2 separate regions of the Homo sapiens genome follow, and region 1 is linked to region 2. A link is a contact called in ENCODE Hi-C or POLR2A ChIA-PET data. All regions are on one chromosome and are shown on one strand. The core of a region is the stretch at or near the end of the contact, and the rest is flanking DNA. Distances in the headings are between cores, read along the strand shown.

Evidence for each region. A loop is a pair of places that touch in the nucleus more often than their neighbours do. ChIA-PET counts read pairs that join two places held with the same protein, here RNA polymerase II (POLR2A). Pooled maps may share reads with other maps.
Region 1: a loop to region 2 is called in a map of PC-3, with 4 times the contacts of the local background. The contact joins the enhancer-like site here to the promoter of SMPDL3B in region 2. A Hi-C loop is called at or near these places in 26 of 168 maps with a recorded cell type or tissue (B cell, CD14-positive monocyte, CD4-positive, alpha-beta T cell and 15 more), 7 of 37 single-sample maps with no recorded cell type and 26 of 50 pooled maps. POLR2A ChIA-PET finds 5 or more read pairs at or near these places in 22 of 52 experiments (AG04450, BJ, CD4-positive, alpha-beta T cell and 16 more).

The regions. Positions count from the first base shown.
Region 1 is chr1:27,977,229-27,982,045 of GRCh38, forward strand. It overlaps EYA3 (EYA transcriptional coactivator and phosphatase 3), which reads right to left. Exons shown (of 18, transcript NM_001990.4): 17 at 1,146-1,246. Among named protein-coding and RNA genes, the nearest start is that of XKR8, 20 kb to the left of the region's middle. Within about 2 kb of position 2,548, at least 2 of the 41 ENCODE cell types and tissues checked have a DNase peak (open chromatin) inside an H3K27ac peak, as active enhancers do; they include CD14-positive monocyte and GM12878, where a contact is called at or near this core.
Region 2 is chr1:27,932,271-27,936,819 of GRCh38, forward strand. It overlaps SMPDL3B (sphingomyelin phosphodiesterase acid like 3B), which reads left to right and starts at 2,730. Exons shown (of 8, transcript NM_014474.4): 1 at 2,730-2,974. The coding sequence starts at 2,914. RefSeq lists an enhancer at 2,364-3,265 and a silencer at 2,592-2,857.

The sequences.
Region 1 (4,817 bases), core at 1,298-3,797, 45 kb after region 2:
ACATAAAGTGACAAATGAAAACATGAGATAATAATGCCAACTGATTACCAATCTCATAGTTTATTATAGTTGCTAAGGTTTCCACTTAACTGGATGAAGAGTATCAGGGCAGTTGGTTCTAGCTGGCAACCCAATGCCTCCATGTCTAAGAAATAGAGTTGCTGGAAGAAAATAAATTGGGATAGGGAGGGAAAGAACTTCTACAGATCCATTTAGCAGATGAGGATACTCAAAGAGGATAATTGTTCAAATTCACATAGCTGAGACACAGATGGGATTTTAAGTTCTATAGCCAAGACTCTTTCATCTATTGTTTCCTATATTAAGAAGGGGTGACCTGGGCCAGGCGTGGTGGCTCAAACCTGTAATCCCAGCACTTTGGGAGGCCGAGGCAGGCGGATCACAAGGTCAGGAGTTCGAGACCAGCCTGGCCAATACGGGAAACCCCGTCTCTACTAAAAATACAAAAATTAGTTGGGCATGGTGGCGGGTGCCTGTAGTCCCAGCCACTTGGGAGGCTGAGGAAGGAAAATTGCTTGAACCCAGGAGGCGGAGGTTGCAGTGAGCCAAGACTGTGCCACTGCATTCCAGCCTGGGAGATAGAGTGAGACTCTATCTCAAAAACAGAAAAAAAAAGAAAAAAGAAAAAAAGAAGGGGTGACCTGAAGTTGGGACCTGTATAGTGGTGGGGTTAACATCAGAACAATCTTTCCAGGGCTCAAAGGCAGGAAAGACTTTCTCTACAGAAACAGCTATTGGTTGTACTGTCTGAGAACTTGAAGCATGGAAAAGAAAGAATGATTAGCCTTTTTGCAGTCAAGTCTGATGCTTGAGAAGGCACTGTCTTTGAAGATGGAAGATGGGGCACATCTCAGGTTTAATGATGGGATCCCTGTAGAAGGGCTTAAAGATTTTAAGATTCTTGAGTGACAGGGAGGAAGAGGAAGGGATGGATCTAAAAACTTAAGAGGAAAAACTCCATCTGGAGAAAAAAAAGACCCTCTTTTTCTTTAAAGAAAAATGGGAGAGGAAGAAAGAGAAAATATTATAAATGCATAATAGATTGCTAAGATTTTGTAGTTTTTCCCATTTTTCTCATTACTCGATGTACAACCACATAGACTATTTTTCTTTACCATGGTTACCTGTTTGGCTGCAATTTCTTCATCTCGTCCATCTCCAATCACTACATATGTGACTTTCTTTCCAAACCTTGACACAATTCTCTCAAAGCAGCTCTCCTTACCTGATGAGAAAAAGAAATTTCCTGTTAGAATACTCTTCTCTTCTTTTCAAAACCAAAGAAGAGGGCTGCTGCTAGGTTCACCTGCCTGTGCTTAGGTGGACTAAGTGACAGCCCATGTAGTTTGCTTGCTGGGGAGTAGGGATGGGAGCTAGAGATCCAGTAGACCCTCTGCCCAAAGAATGTGAAGTTGTGCCATTAAAATAACTTGGCCGGGCATGGTGGCTCAAGCCTGTAATCCCAGCACTTTGGGAGACCGAGGCGGGCGAATCACCTGAGGTCGGGAATTTGAGACCAGCCTGACCAACATGGAGAAACCCCGTCTCTACTAAAAAACAAAATTAGCTGGGCATGGCGGCGCGTGCCTGTAATCCCAGCTACTGGGGAGGCTGAGGCAGGAGAATCGCTTGAACCCGGGAGGCGGAGGTTGCAGTGAGCCGAGATCATGCCATCGCACTCCAGCCTGGGCAACAAGAGCGAACTCTGTCTCAAAACAAACAAACAAACAACCCAAAAACTTATTTTAACCTTCACGTTGAGGGTGAAGTCCCTAAGATCTTAGTGTGAGGGAATTTCTATAAATGGGAAAGATTAATAGGTTTAGTGACTTGCCCCTAGATCACAAACAAGCAAGTAGCTAGAACTTGGGGCCCCTGACTCCAAATCTAGGCTCTGGTCATTGTGTCATAATGAATGAATGATTTTTGGGGTGAAATGTTTTAGGGTAGAAAAGAGAAGTGAAAACACAAGGCCCTGATTTCTTGTTAGAAACAATAACAAACAAAAAGCCATTTCCCTCCAATTCTTCATTTCCCAGAAACAGTCCTGGGTATAGGCCTTACGTCTTTCAGTGAGAGAACAGCCCCAGAATAGAACTGAGAACAGTGACCAATAAATATGGCATCAACATTTGTCATATCTGGAACCTCCTTACTTACTATACCTTGTAGTTGTAACCAAGATACTGCATCACTGAAATTGACCTTGGGAAATGGGTGATTTAAATCCATTTCTCAGAACTGCAGACAGTTTTGAGAAACATGGCAGTGTATCAAAACTCAAATCCCATCTGCAACCAACACCTAAAACATACACAGATCATACTGCTGTGGGAAAGATACTTTATTTGTATAAATAAAAAGAAGTTATATCCCTTGCTCTTTTTATCTCCCTGCTTCTGCCACCTTCTTCAGTTAAACAAGGTCCTAACTTTGGCTTTCTTCTTCATCCTGCTCTATTAACCTTCTTGTTCTTTCCCCTTGCCCAACAGAGTGACTTAGCACCAGGGTTCCTGTGTAAATAAGATAAAGCTGCCTCTTCCTCAAGACATTTGACTGCCATCTGCTGGAAAATCACTGTAATATATAAATATACAAATCTAAGATAACTGTAACATAATTGGCCAGAACTTATACTTCCATACGCAGAAGTCCTACTTGGCACAGAAGTTGTGCAGATATGTAACTGCAAATCTTTGACATCCTTAACCCAGTGGCACTTCAAAACAGACGGACTAGTCAACTGGACCAGACACTAGATCACTCTGGGCTCAGCTGGCCACTTACAATACAAGGCTTGGCTTAGGTGCACTTGGGTCTCTTTTAGTGCTAATATTTTACAATAGAATTGTCATGCCTTACATTCATATGAGGGATTCAATCAATGTTTGCTGAGTAAATTCATATTAATCTCACAAATGATTCAGTGGAGGACTGTAGTCCAGGTCTTATGCCTCAATTCAGTTCAAACATTAAACCATTCAACTAATAATAAATTCTTATTATGTTCATGGTGTTGAAGAGTTCTTTAATTCCATTTCACCCATTACAGCTTTACAAACTAAGCCAACCTCCACCAGATGCACAGTCTACTATGATCTGTCTGTAGCAAAAAACTTTTTTAAGTGAGTCAGTTTGACTTTCTTGTAAGACTCAACAAAGGCAGTAACTCATATTTTGAGGATAAGAACACAGACATTTTCACTGTCCTGGCATGCAATGATCAAGGATGAAATATACTCTGTAATGTCTCCTTTAAAAGGATTAAGAGGCCAAGAGAGTTATTAACAGCTCAAAGTAAAGAAGCAGCTCCATGAAAACAGGACTCACTCCAATACAGTTGGTAAAATACTTCCATTTCTGGATATGAGCTTTCCTGTTCAGGAGGATGAGGCCAATGATTAATCAGTTTACCATATGTCAAGCAATTGAAGCTGGTGAACTGTAAGATCAGCCAAATCTTTGGAGAATATTAGTCCCTGGGTTTTCTCTATTAAAATATTTCTAGCCAGGAGCGGTGGCTCAAGTCTGCAATCCCAGCACTTTGGGAGGCCTAAGGCAGGAGGATTACTTGAGCACAAGAGTTTGAGATTAGCTTGGGCAACACAGTGGGACCTTTTCCCTACAAAAAATTAAAAAATTAGCTGGGTATGGTGGTGGAACACGCCTGAAGTCCTGGCTACTCAGGAGGCTGATGTGGGTGGATCGCTTGAGCGTGGGAAGGTTAAGGTTGCAATGGGCTATAATCGTGCCACTGCACTCCAGCCTAGGTACCAGAGTGAGACCCTGTCTCAAGAAAACCCCCCAAAACAAAAAAAACTTCTGACATTTTCAGAAATTATTTTGAGAATTCTCTTTAATGTCCCCAAATCACAGAATGGCCATTAAGAGAACCATATTTTGCTATCATTTCAGAGGAAGTGAAAAAGTATTTCTTCTCCTTGCTCCCATTTCACAGTTCTGTGAAGAAAAGCCTCAAGCCTCCTACTGTGGTTACCATAGCACCAGATCCCACTGCAGCTTTGCAAATTAGCTCTGGATGAACTGAGACTGAGGAAAAATACCAAATAAGCACACTTACTGACAGAGGGAATGAGATCATTTCCATTAGCCTGATGAGCCTGCGGGTGCCAGGTCTCAGTATAATAAGCACTACAGAAAATCTGTCTTTCAGATGTGGGAGGCTCAGTGAGTGCTCTGGGTTCCTATGATATACATAAAGCAACCGGCAGCAGGAACAATATCTGAAGGGAGCGCTTTCATATATGTTCCCTTCCACCCAATCCCTTGTAAATGAAATAATTCAACCATACAAAAAAGCATGGAGAATTACCAGCCTTGACAACAAAGTGAGACCCCATTTCTACAAAAAATAGGAAAAGTTAGGCATGGCGGTGTGCATCTATAATCCCAAGCTACTCGAAAAGCTGAGGTGGGAGGGTTGCTTGAGCCAGGGAGGTCGAGGCTGTAGTGAGTCGTGATCACTGAACTCTAGCCTGGTGAGACCCTGTCTCAAAAAAAAAAAAAAAAGAAAAAAATGCCTACCACCAACGAAGCTTTGTAAAATCTTAACACTTCACAGTTGCTGTATTTATTTACTTATTTATGAGACAAAGTCTTGCTATGCCATCCAGGCTGAAGTACAGTGGCACAATCATAGCTCACTGCAGCCTCAAACTTGTGGGCTGAAGTGCTCCTCCCACCTTAGCCTCCAGAGTACCTAGGATTGTAGGTACAAGCCATCACACCTGGCTAATTTTTTTTTTTTTTTTTTTGAGACAGAGTCTTTCTCTGTT
Region 2 (4,549 bases), core at 1,480-3,979:
TCTGTTATAACAGCACAGAAAGGACTATGACAACTTCCCTGCCTTAGCCTCCTTGCTTGCTGGTTTCCCCAAAAATCCATCTTCCACAGAGCCAGTGCATCTTTCTAAAATGCAAATTAGGTTGTGTCTCTGCCATAGCTCCCCACAGCTCTCAGCTCAAACAGCTGAGCACAACCTGGCTCCTGCCTGCTTCCCCAGGCTTAGCACCCCAAGCCCAATATCACCCAACTCAGCTCTCTGGGATGATTCAGCTCCTTCTGCCTGGGATACCCTCCTCCCCAGCTTTCTCCTTTTCCTGCTAACTCCTACTTGTAAATTAAGGTTAAGCTGGTGGGACAACCATATCTTACGTGCTTTGCCATGCAAAACAACAGGAAAGACCCAAGACCACCTGAGAAGTCTTCTTCCCCAAAAGTCAAACCTGAATGTCATCAAACCCTTGGCTGTAACTATCAGTTTACAGGAAATATGGGGGACAGAGGAATATGTTAAATGACACCACCAGAAAGGAATCAGCCAAATCCTCCAGAATGTGGGAAATTCACAGGACAAAGAACAAGGAAAAAATGGGGAGAGGGCAGGAGAGCTACAAATTAAGGGAGACTTAAGAGACACATCTACCAAATGCAATGTGTGGACCTTGTTTGGACCCTGATTTGAAAGAACCCGCTGTAAAAAAAAAAAAAAAAAAAAAGAGACATCAGGGAAATTTGGTGACATCAGGGAAACTGACCACATATCTGCCTGGTGGAAGTAAGGAATTACTGTTTTTCTTTTTCTTTCTTTTTTTTTTTGAGGTGGAGTCTCGCTCTGTCGCCCAGGCTAGAGTGCAGTGGCACTATCTCGGCTCACTGCAAGCTCCGCCTCCCGGGTTCAAGTGATTCTCCTGCCTCAGCCTCCCAAGTAGCTGGGATTACAGGTGTGAGCCACCACGCCTGGTGGAATTACTATTTTTTTTTTTAGATCTGATAATGTGTTAGAAAAAGAGAGTCCTAGCCGGGTGCAGTGGCTCACGCCTGTAATCCCAGCACTTTGGGAGGCCAAGTTGGGCAGATCACCTGAGGTTGGGAGTTTGAGACCAGCCTGACCAATATGGAGAAACCCCATCTCTACTAAAAATACAAAATTAGCCAGGTGTGGTGGCGCATGCCTGTAATACCAGCTACTCGGGAGGCAGAGACAGGATAATCACTTGAACCCGGGAGGCCGATTTTGCGGTGAGCCGAGATCCTGCCATTGCACTCCAGCCTGGGCAACAAGAGTGAAACTCCATCTCAAAAAAAAAAAAAAAAAGAAAGAAAGAAAAAGAGAATCCTTACCTTTTAGAGATAAATACTGTTTACGTTCAAGATGATATGATCACTGGAATTTAACATCATACAGTGAGGGCCAGGTATGATAGCTCACACCTGTCAGCCCAGTGCTTTGGGAGGCTGAGGTGGGAGGATCACTTGAAGCCAGGAGTTTGGGACCAGCCTGAGTAATGTAGTGAGATGCTGTTTCTAAAAAAAAAAAAAAAAAAAGCCAGGTGAGGTAGCGAGTGCCTATAGTTCCAGCTATTCCAGAGGTTGAAGCAGGAAGATAGGAAGATAGCTTGAGTCCAGGAGCTCGAGGCTGCAGTGAGCTATTATTATCTTGCCACTGCACTCTAGCCTGGGTGGCAGAGTGAGACAACCCCCTTCTTTTTTTTTTTTTTTTTTTTTTTTGAGACAGAGTCTTGCTCTATCACCCAGGCTGGAATGCAATGATGCAATCTTGGCTTACTGCAACTTCTACCTCCCAGGCTCAAGGGATCCTCCTGCCTCAGCCTCCCAAGTAGCTGGACTATAGACATGTATTACCATGCCCAGCTAATTTTTTTATTTTTTGTAGAGATGGTGTTTCACTATGTTGCTCAGGATGGCCTCAAACTCCTGGGCTCAAGCGATCCTCCTGCCTTAGCCTACCAAAGTGCTGGGATTACAGACATGAGCCACTGCACCCAGCCTGAGACACTTCTCTAAAAAAATACATAAATAAATAAAAGTTAAAATAATAAAAAATTTTAAAAGTTGTTTAAATAGGGCCGGGCGCGGTGGCTCATGCCTGTAATCCCAGCACTTTGGGAGGCCGAGACGGGTGGATCACAAGGTCAGGAGATCGAGACCATCCTGGCTAACACAGTGAAACCCCGTCTCTACTAAAAATACAAAAAAATAGCCGGGCGTGGTGGCGGGCGCCTGTAGTCCCAGCTACTCGGGAGGCTGAGGCAGGAGAATGGTGTGAATCCGGGAGGCAGAGCTTGCAGTGAGCTGAGATGGTGCCACTGCACTACAGCCTGGGTGACAGAATGAGACTCCGTCTCAAAAAAAAAAAAAAGTTGTTTAAATACATAAAATAATCAAAAGTGAGTATAGATGAAATAAGAGTGGCCATAAGTTCATAATTACTGAAGCTGGAGGAAGGTACTTGGGGGTTCATTACACCATTCTCTCTCCTGTTTCTGTTTGACTGTTTCCATAATACAATGTTAAGAAAGGATTAAACGTGTCACCCCCTCCTAGAAGCCCTCTCACATTCCTCAGTCTGAATTAGATCCCCCTTTCCGGGGCTTGCCAATACACCTGATGTGCTGACCGGCAATTCTGTTGTTTGCCCCTCCCTCTTGGGGGCAGGGGCTGCACTGGCAGGAGAGGTGTGGCTTCCACTTAAGGGTCCGGTATGCCTGCCTCCTCGGGCCAGCCCAGATCATACCCTGCTGGGCAAAGGAGGAAGAGCCAGAGGATCCAGACGCCTTGGAGGACTTGGAACACCTGTAACAGGACAAGGAGTTCTGCTCAGGCACGTGGCCACAGAAAACTACTTAGGAAGCCTGTGGTGAGAACAACAACAGTGCCTGAGAATCCCACGGCTCTGGGGAAGTGAGCCCCGAGGATGAGGCTGCTCGCCTGGCTGATTTTCCTGGCTAACTGGGGAGGTGCCAGGGCTGAACCAGGTACAGCACTGGGAATGTCTGCTATGCCTTTGTTTTGTACTGTGAACTCTGGGGCTGCGGGAAGCTGCTCGCAGCCAGCTTGAAGGTGCTTCTAAAGATAGCAAGGCAGGAGCTAGGCAGGGAGGCAGGTGGGGAGAGCTAGTGGGCCTTAGCAAGTGCTGTTTGAGGCTGAAGATTTTAAGTGGAGGCGCCAGCTGGCCAGGGAGGGACACCGACATTGCGAAGAGGTCTGGGTACGTGAGAGCTAGCTAATTAGTAGAGGTAGGAGGTGGCAGGAAAGATTCGTGGACTCATTCAACAAATGAGGTCCTTTCCTGTACCATACGTTATTCTAGGAGCCAGGGATATATCAGAGAAGAAAAGAAAGTCCCCGTCTCAATGAAGAATTCCTTCATCTGGGGAGAAAAAAACAAACCACACGAACAAGTAAAGTACGCAGCATTGGAGGAGATGATAAGTGTTATGGGGAAAATAAAGTAGAACAGGGAAGGCGGGTTGTGGGGAGGGGGTACTTACAAGACGTCCAGAGAAGAGCTGTCAAATCAGGTGACACTCAAGTGGAGCCTTGAGGCAGTGAGTGGGGGAGCCACATGGGTGTCCAGAACATTACAGGAAGAGAGGACAGTGCACGGGGTCTGAGGTGGACACACAGGAGATGTGCATGAGGAACAGCAAGGAAGCCCGCGTGGCTGAAGCAGGGTGGGCAGGACAAGTGGGGGTGAGGTTGGCAGATGGTGGGGTGGGGCAGGTGCCAAATCATGGATAGCCTCGAAGACTCTCTTGAGGACTCAGACATTTTTCTTTCCACGTGCCTGTAGATAGGAAGGACGCAGGCTTTTGCTCAGGGTGAAATGGGATGTCATTGGAGGGTTCTAGGCACAGGTGTAATCTATTCTGACTTCTGTATGTTTAAAAGGACCCTTGAGGCCAGACGCAGTGGCTAACATCTGTAATCCCAGCACTTTGGGAGGCTGAGGAGGGTGGATTGCTTGAGTCCAGGAGTTTGAGACCAGCCTGGGCAACATAGCAAAACCCTGACTCTACTAAAAATACCAAAAATTAGCTGGGTGTGGTAGTGGGTGCCTGTAGTGCCAGCTACTTGGGAGACTCAGCTGGGAGAATTACCTGAGCCTGGGAGGTTGAGGCTGCAGTGAGCTGTGATTGTGCCACTGCACCCCAGCCTGGGTGACGGGAATGAGACCATCTCAAAAAAAAAAAAGAAAATGAAAGAAAAAAATTCTCTTTATAGCCCCTCTGAAGTAGGTGCTAATATCATTATACCCATTTTGCAGATGAGGCAAATGAGTCTCAGAGGGGACATTGCACTTGCTGAAGATCTCCCAGCTGGGAAATGGCAGGACAAAGCCTGTGCCTGGCTGTACTATGCTTCATGTCCTCTTGGGATGGTGGGGTTTAGAGGTACTATTTTTTTCTCTTTTCTCCAAACTTGCTGGAATGTATTCCTTTTAAAGTAAATTTAAAAGGAATTCCGGGCCGGATGCGGTGGCTCACGCCTGTAATCCCAGCACTTTGGGAGGCCGAGGCGGGCGGATCACGAGGTCAGGAGATTGAGAC